2 separate regions of the Homo sapiens genome follow, and region 2 is linked to region 1. A link is a loop called in an ENCODE intact Hi-C map of the cell type or tissue named here. Cell type or tissue: gastrocnemius medialis. All regions are shown on one strand. Each heading gives the region's core, and the rest is flanking DNA. Links, peaks and the distances in the headings are about the cores only. Region 1 holds the start of APOL1 (apolipoprotein L1). Region 2 overlaps RBFOX2 (RNA binding fox-1 homolog 2).

Evidence for each region. Peaks named below come from ENCODE experiments on the same cell type or tissue, not always from the same donor. Only the 100,000 strongest peaks of a DNase experiment are listed, where the experiment ranks them.
Region 2: it touches region 1 in a loop (6-fold over the local background); 1 of 110 quality-filtered maps calls a loop at or near these places.

The regions. Positions count from the first base shown.
Region 1 is chr22:36,252,567-36,256,963 of GRCh38, forward strand. APOL1 (apolipoprotein L1) reads left to right here and starts at 567. Exons shown (of 6, transcript NM_003661.4): 1 at 567-653; 2 at 2,371-2,433. The coding sequence starts at 2,390. RefSeq lists enhancers at 620-679, 2,429-2,928. In gastrocnemius medialis, for the core only: no CTCF peak of the experiment used is centred there; DNase peaks (open chromatin) are centred at 448, 1,355 and 2,505; H3K4me3 peaks cover 2,646 bases; H3K27ac peaks cover 3,604 bases.
Region 2 is chr22:35,940,171-35,944,567 of GRCh38, forward strand. The region is part of intron 1 of RBFOX2 (RNA binding fox-1 homolog 2); the gene reads right to left. Among named protein-coding and RNA genes, the nearest start is that of RBFOX2, 86 kb to the right of the region's middle. In gastrocnemius medialis, for the core only: no CTCF peak of the experiment used is centred there; no DNase peak of the experiment used is centred there.

The DNA.
Region 1 (4,397 bases), core at 230-4,229:
CTGATACCTGTAGAACCAGCTACTCAGGAGGCTGAGGTGGGGGGATGGCTTAAGCCCAGGGGTTTGAAGCTGCTGTGCGCGATGACTGTGGCACTGCAATTCAGTCTTGGTGACAGACTGAGACCCTGTCTCAAAAACATAACCAAAATAACCCCAACGGCATTACAATAAATATACAATAAGCATCCACAAGGCATGTGTGGGAGACTGTGCTTATGCCGATGGCACGGGCAGGAGTAAGGCAGGCATCAGGGGAATGTGGATGCACGGGAGGATGGGGAGTAATCTGCAGGGTCCCATAGTATGTCAGTGGCAGGTCTTTCTCCTTGAGACCACAGCAGACCCCCAGCCCTGAGGATGCGAGGCAGGTGGGTTGGATGAGAGGGATCTGGATGTCTGGTCTCAGGCTGCTCCTCTAAGGGCAGCAGCAAGGAGGGTGGGGCTGGACTGAAGGTGGAGGGGAGCGTGTTTGCTGTGCTTGGTCATGAGCTGCTGGGAAGTTGTGACTTTCACTTTCCCTTTCGAATTCCTCGGTATATCTTGGGGACTGGAGGACCTGTCTGGTTATTATACAGACGCATAACTGGAGGTGGGATCCACACAGCTCAGAACAGCTGGATCTTGCTCAGTCTCTGCCAGGGGAAGATTCCTTGGTAAGTTGGGGACAGTTGACCTGCCTCCATCTTATTCTCACAGCTTTTGTAGATAAGCTGGGAGAGGTTAGGTGACTGGTTCAGATAGACAGGAAAGTAGCGGCAAAGCCTGGATTTGCACCCAGGCTTGAGTCTGATTGCTTCCCCTCTCCTGCTGGGCTCTTAAACTATAGAGGGTTGGGGAAACAGCTCAGATGGGTTCACAAAGCTCCCTGGGCTCAGCCCTGGTTTTGACTGCTGAGACACGACTGAGTGAACCCAGAAGGAAGGTTTGTGTTGGGGGTGCCCATCTCTTTGGGAAATTTGAAGGAACCAAAGAAGGTGGAGGAGAGGAGGTGACCCAGATCCCAGCCTGTTCTTATGGCCAGGCCACACCAAGGCTGGCCCCAGGGTGCTGCTGCTGAGGCCCAATGGGGGCAACAGAATTTTTTTTCAGGTACAAGGAGTTCAGAGGTCATCTCACCCACCCTGAGTCTGAGCACCAACTTGTGCCAGGCCCTGTGGGGAAACTGAGGCCCTGGGAGCGGAATGACTTGCCCAGGGTCCCGTGTCAGGAGGCTGAGCAGGTAGATCATAGGACTCCACGTCTCTGGCCCTCACCTCTGTCCCTCTGTTCAGACTTCTGGGGTGATGGAGAAGAAACAGGCTGTGCTGTGTCCCTAATGGGAAACGTGGCTGAGACAGGGGAGTGAGAAGGGTGCGTTGCAGAATGGTGCCTGTGGCATGATGCCAGCTTTGCAATCATGAGATTCAAAAGCCACACTGTGGAATTGTGAGTATAACTACAGGAGTGAGAGCTTAGATCTCTGTGTTCATAGAAGGAGAATCAAACCTGGAAACTTTTGGATTATTAAAATCAAACATTTTTGCTTCAATATTAGAGTCACAAGGGCAGATGTTGGCCTCCCCTCTGCCCTCCAAGAGCTGTGTGACTCTGGGAAATTCACCTCCCCTCCCAGCCTGAGTATTTTCCCCTGTAAAAAACCTGATAGAGCTGCCAAAAGTCCATGAAATCAGGGGGGTAATTTCTGTGAAATCTGAGTCATGGTCTTATTTGTTCTTCACCAAAAAGAGATGATGAAGCCTGTAACCCCAGTGCTGTGGGAGGCAGAGGCGGGAGGATGACTTGAGGCCAGGAGTTCAAGACAGCCTGGGAAACACAGGAGATGCTGTCTCTATGAAATCAAAAATTAACAAATTAGCCCAGCATGGTAGTGTGTACCTGTAGTCCCAGCTACTCAGAAGGTTGAAGGAGGCGGATCACTTGAGCCCAACAGATCTAGGCTGCAATGAGCTAGGATGGTGTCAAAGCCCTGCAGCCTGGGTGACAGAGCAAAACTGTTTATTAAAAACTAAACGAAAGGCCGGGCGCGGTGGCTCACGCCTGTAATCCCAGCACTTTGGGAGGCCAAGACAGGTGGTCACGAGGTCAGGATATCGAGACCATCCTGGCTAACATGGTGAAACCCTGTCTCTACTAAAAATACAAAAAAATTAGCCGGGTGTCGTGGCGGGCACCTGTAGTCCCAGCTACTCGGGAGGCTGAGGCAGGAGAATGGCGTGAACCCGGGAGGCAGAGCTTGTAGCGAGCCTAGATCGCCCCACTGCACTCCAGCCTGGGTGATAGAGCGAGACTCCATTTCAAAAAAAAAATGAAATGAAAATGGTGATTTCTCAGGAGGAGCACACTGTCTCAACCCCTCTTTTCCTGCTCAAGGAGGAGGCCCTGCAGCGACATGGAGGGAGCTGCTTTGCTGAGAGTCTCTGTCCTCTGCATCTGGTGAGCTTGGCTCAGAGCCCTGAGGCGGGAGGGAGGGCTCCCTGTCTGGGCTGCACAATTGGACTGGGCTTGGGCTGGGCCAGGGCCATCTGGGCTTCTTCTAGGAACCAAAGTCACTTCCCGGAATTGACCAACCGGCAGACTCGCCCAGGGAGGACCCGCTGTATCCTAGTTGAGGCTAACGGTCAATATCCGGCCTCAATATTCAGCAGAGGCTCCAGGTCAGGGTCTGAGCCAGGCCAACAATGACCAAGGAGGATGGGATCCAGGGTGCAGCTCCTCACAAGTGTCGGGGGAATCCGAGGCACCAGCTCTCTCTACCCTCCTGCTCCTCTGCTCTCTCCTGGTCCTCCTGTGTCCTCATGGCTCATGAGATGGTGTTGAGATGGCTCCCCTGGCCTAGGGGATCACACAGTGAACAAAGCAGGAAGAAGGCGAAGGGATGCCCCTCTCCTGTCACCCTTGTCCCTTACAGCAAGAAGGGCCCAGACGCCCCTCTGCATACTCCCCTGGTGAACTGCTGCCCAGGACTGGGTCCCCCTTTTACCCTTGCTGCATGGAGTCCCCAGAAGACAAACATCTGTGTGTCTGAACCCTGAGACAAAGGCAGGAAAGGGAAAGAGGGAGGCGAGTGGCTTTTGAGGAGGGGGCTTTAGTATGAGAGCTGGAGGATGGAACCCCATCAGGGGGCCCGGGAACCACTGAGCTGTTAAAATAAAGTCTGCAAACAAAGACCAGCTGCTGGAAGTGGGTGTGCCAGGGAGTGCGCAGAGACACACGGTGAGAAAAGAACAATGGTAATGCTTGGAGCCGCCCCTAACTGGGATGGGCCTGAAATGGTATTGTTATTATTTATAGTATCATTATTAGTCATTTTCATCTTATTTGTACCCTCCCTCTATCTCTCCTCTCCACCTTTTCCTAACATTCTATCACCAGTTTTATGTCTTCCATTAGCAACTTTGTAGCTGTAAATAATTTACTTACAACTTTCATATACCCTCAGTTGTACCCAGTATTTCTTAACTTCCCTCTTTAAAAAAATGATAATATTAATCCTCCTTCTCCTTCGTTCAGTGCTTCACATCCCAACTGCTACCTTTGTGCTTTAAATTTTGTACTAATTGGTGTTGATAACAAGTATATTTAGTTCTCATATTTATATGTTGTGTATATGTTTTGGTTTTTTTTTGTCTTAAACAAGAGACTACTGAGAGCCAGTAAGACTGAAAGAAAGGGCATCTTCATATACTGCTAGTTTGAGTGTGAATTGGTACAATTTGCCTGCAGTGTGGCTCTAGGTATAAAGCCTTTTGAGTTGTTGATAGCCTCTGACCTGCTCATTCTACTCCTACAAATATCTTAAGGAAATAATCTCAAATGTGGGCAAAGTTTTATGCGAAGAAGGATGTTCTTTGTAGCATAATTTATATGAGGAATTAGAAACACCCTGAGGTCCATCAGCTAGGGAAAGACAGCAGAGGGGACAGGGCAGCACCAGGAGGGCTTGGCAGCCACAGCAGGGGCTGGGCTGGCATCTGGCAAGATCCAGGTCTTTGTGGGACAAAGAATCTTAGAGAAGCAACGGGGACACAGGCTGTCCAGTGCAGCACCAGTGAATTCACCAAGATGAAGAGTTGAGCACAGAGTGTGAGACAAGGATTTGCAATGAGGAGTCATTTACCATGAGCGTGTATACATGACTCAATATTGTATATTTAAGGGAGTAGAGCACAGTCATTGAAAACATGGGGTTGAAGCAGAAGTCCTGGCTCTAGCACTATTGTAAAAACACTGGCAAGTTCCCTAACTTTTGTGGATTCCTCTGTGTTTGAATGGGAAAGTGGTACCCATCTCCTGGCCTGTGTGTGATCATCGAATGAGACACATGTAAGAGGCTCTGCACATCGCAGACATGCAATACACACTGGCTATCACCAGCTAGTTATCACACATGCTCCCAG
Region 2 (4,397 bases), core at 129-4,128, 310 kb before region 1:
GCAGAGACCCTGTGTCTTGTTCATCATGGTTTCCCTGAGATCTAGCACAGTATCTAACACATGTAGACACCCAAAAGAATGTGTAATAAATAAATGGAGCTAAATAACCAGAAAATGTGTAGGAATTCAGACAGTTCTGCAAAAGAGATGTGCAAATGGCCAGTAAGTACATGAAGAGATGCTCAACATCATAAGTCATTATGCAAATCAAAACCACATTGAGATAAAACTCACACTCATCAGAATGGTTATAAACAAAATGCCAGACAACAATAAGTATTGTCAAAGACATGGAGAAATCAGAATTCTTCTACACTGCGGGTGGGAATGTAAAATGGTATAGCTGCTCTGGAAACAGTTGGATAGTCCTTCTATTAAACATAGAGTTATATGACCCAGCAATTCCACACCTGGGTATGTAACTAAGAAAACTGAAAACATATGTCCACACAAAATAATATACATGAATGTTCATAGCAGCATTATTTCATAATAACCAAACAGCAGAAAAAAACCAAAATGTCCGTCGATTGATGAATGGATAAATGAAGTATGGTACATCCATAGTGGAATATTATTCAGTAATTTTAAAAATAAAGTACAGATACAACACAGATGAATACTGAAAACACCATGCTTGAAAACAGACACAAAAGGCCACAAATTATATAATTTGATTTGTATGAAATATCAAGAATAGGCAGATTATTCATAGAGGCAGAATATAAATTAGTGGTTCCAGGGACTAGCGGGAAGAAATGAGCAGTGACTGCTAACGGCTACCAGGTTTATCTGGAGGGAGATGACAATGTTCTGGAGTTAGATTTTAGTGATGGATGCACACATCCATTATTATATTAAAAACCACTGAAACACTAAAAGCACTTCATAAATGCGAGATTTATGGTCTGTGAATTATATCTCATTAAATCTGTTATTTAAAAATAATAATAGTTATAGGCAATGTTGGCTATTTTTCATACTGATTTTTATAGGGGAGACATGCAGTTTAGATTTTAACAAAAGAACAAGGCTCTTTCCGAAATGCACAAGTGCCTTTTGTTTGTTCTGGATTCTATAAATTTACTTCCACACACCATTCTCTACAAATTTTAACAATGATGATGATAACCCCCCAGTTATTAAGCACCTAATCAGTACAGTTCCAGGATGGTGGAAAAGAGGAAGAGATAGAGGCAAAAAGAATGAGATAATATAGCAGTATACAAAAATATATTTCCTATCACTGGGGAAACTAACTGAAAGAAGGTAAGTAACTGGCCCAATAACACATAGATATTGAATGGGAAATTCAAACTGCCAACCTGTGTCTGCTGGACTACAAACCCCTGTTCTTTCCATTTTTCCAGGTTCTCATCCCTACTAATGATTCCATATTATTCCCTTACAATAAACATTTCATGATTGTCTGAGAAGGGGATTATCTGATTAAGAAAGTAATCAAAAACCCCAAAAGCATATTAACAGAAATTCATCACTCCCAGAGGACATCCCACATATGAACCATATTCCATAAAATCCTGGAGTTCAACAATGAAAAAAATATAAGGAAAAGATCACATTCGTATAAGCCAGTATTGTCAAAAACTTCAATAGAAAAGTTGGTCATAACAGGTTGCACAGAGATGTGTCAGAGGAAATGGATTTACTCCTCCACCTGCCTTAGCACTCTTCTTTATTTCCTACCTCTCAGATAAGGCTATTTGGAACTCTCAAGCCCTCCCTGTATATATCTGTCTCTTACAAATGCATTAATTTTGCGTGATTTTGAATTTTACAGGCATGGATCCTATTGCAGGTATTCTTCAGTAATTTGGCATTTTTGCTCAATACTATGTAAGATTCACCTCCACTAGGGCACATAACTGTATTTTACTATGATTGCCATTTAGTATTCTCTTATAAACTATAAACATGTCAAATAAATTACTTATCTGTCCTATTTTCCTGTTAATGGATAATTGAATTGTTTCCACTTAATGGTTTTTGTGCTCACACCATGCTGCCTACGAACATTCTTTTAGATTTGAGATACCATGTTTTACATATGAGATTAGCAAAAATGAAAACACCATGAATAGGCAAAAAGATGAGTCAATAGATACTCTCACACCTAATAGTAGGAATATAAGTATATTGGGATGCTGTTATGGAAAGTAATTTGGCAGTACTATCAAAATATTGAATGCATATACCTTCCTGTAACTTCACATCTCTATCTAGACAAAGAAGCATGTGCGAAGATTTTCAAAACAGTGTTGTTTGCCTTAGTGAAAAACTAGGAAAAAAAACCTCAGTTTCCATTAATAATAAGGTAATAGTGTTATCAATTATTGCAAAATTTCAACATCCCACCTGCAAGGTTTTTAAAATAAGGTAAAATCTTTATAAATGACCTCAGGTCATATTAAATGACAGCAGAACAGAACACTCAAGCAGAAATGGCTAGCTACACAGAAGGCTCAGGCAGGAGGATCACTCAAGCCCTGGAGTTTGAGATAGCCTGGGCAGCACAGCGACATCCCATCTCTTAAAAAAAAAAAAAAAGGTAACTAAATGCATCGAAAATATAAAGAAGGATATATAACAAACTTCTAATAGTGGTTACCTCTAGGGAGAAGAATAAGATTTGTGGAAGGTTGAAAGGACATGTTTTACCCAAATTTTACATTGTGTAAAATTCACATATGACTTAGAATAAAGCTGTTGTCAGTGTTTCTTACTGCTTTATAACTTATAAAACCAACTATATATCTCACTTAGTCCTCACAATGCATAAAACAAGTTTTATAAATGTCATTTTACAGATGACAAAACTGAATTTCAGACACTTTAAGTGATTTGCTCATAATCAAATAACTAATGACAGTGGCTGAGATGCCTCCAGACTTAGGTCTTGATTCTATACCCAATACTTCTACTACTTCATGACAACTATTAGGCTGGTGCAAAATTAAAGTAATGGTAAAAACCGCAACTATTTTGTGCCAGTCGAATAGTGGGAAAGATTTGCCTCGTCTGGTCAGAGATGATTATGATTATCTAATGATATGCAAGTCTGAGTTTTTAATCAGCATAAAAACAATAACTGGCATTTAAAGCAGAGATGAAATTACAAGAAAAGCTACTGGAACAGACAAGATGGAAATCAGATGTGTTAGAAGTCCAAAAAGAAAAGGTTTTAGTAGCGATATGTCTATAAGCAAGCATTATTGGCCTATTAAGAATGAAAGAAACGGACTCTGTCTTGGCACAGAGACTGCTCAAAAATAAAAAGAAATACATAAGAAATAAAATACCAACCGTAAGAATCTTTATTAACTAAGAGGTCAGCAATTAAAACCGTTTAGAAGCTTCTGGTTAGTGGACATGTGACAATGCAACAGAAAAATCCTTAAGTAACTATCAAAAAAACCCCAACTGCTGGCCAGGCGCGGTGGCTCACGCCTGTAATCCCAGCACTTTGCGAGGCTGAGGTGGGTGGATCACGAGATCAGGAGATTGAGACCATCGTGGCTAACACAGTGAAATCCCATCTCTACTAAAAATACAAAATACAAAAAATTAGCTGGGCATGGTGGTGGACACCTGTAGTCCCAGCTACTCGGGAGGCTGAGGCAGGAGAATGGCATGAACCCGGGAGGCAGAGCTTGCAGTGAGCCGAGATCGCGCCACTGCACTCCAGCCTGGGCGACAGAGCGAGACTCCGTCTCAAAAAAAACCCAACTGCCAATGGACTGTGAATGTACAGTGGATACAGACAGAAGTGATACACAGCAAGAAAAATAGCATCTGACTTTTATATTCTTCTTTGGCTGCTTAGATGCTCCTATATGTACCTACATCTGTAAAATCTCTTTAAGCAGAAGAATCCTTCACTTATTCAGTAAGAGTGGATTGAACAACTGCTTTGAGAAACATAGTGCTGGTATTCTTGCCCTTGAGGAGCTGAGAGTCATAATAATTACAAGACAGTGCGACTGATACCATAACTAAAATCTATTAAAAATAACTACAGGACTTCAGAAGATCTTTTTAAAAGTGTGTGGGGGGATGGAGGTGAGTGATAACTTCAAACCTATTAGGACAAGACCTCCAGTACTATGTTGAATTGATACATGCTGAAAAGACAGTGATTTTTAAAGCCGTTTTTCTAAATGCTTTTCTGGAAATTATCAATATCATTTCTGAATGATTAGTCAATATATTTTCCCAGAAAGAATACTGGCAAAATTACAAGAAAATACTGGTGAAATTACCCAGAATATAGCACATAGAGGAGAAAAAAGGTACTATTTTTTGTAGCATTTTAAAAATACAGTTAAGAGAGGTACAAAGAAAACTTAACAATACTGAAGCTCCAAAGCTCTGCTTTC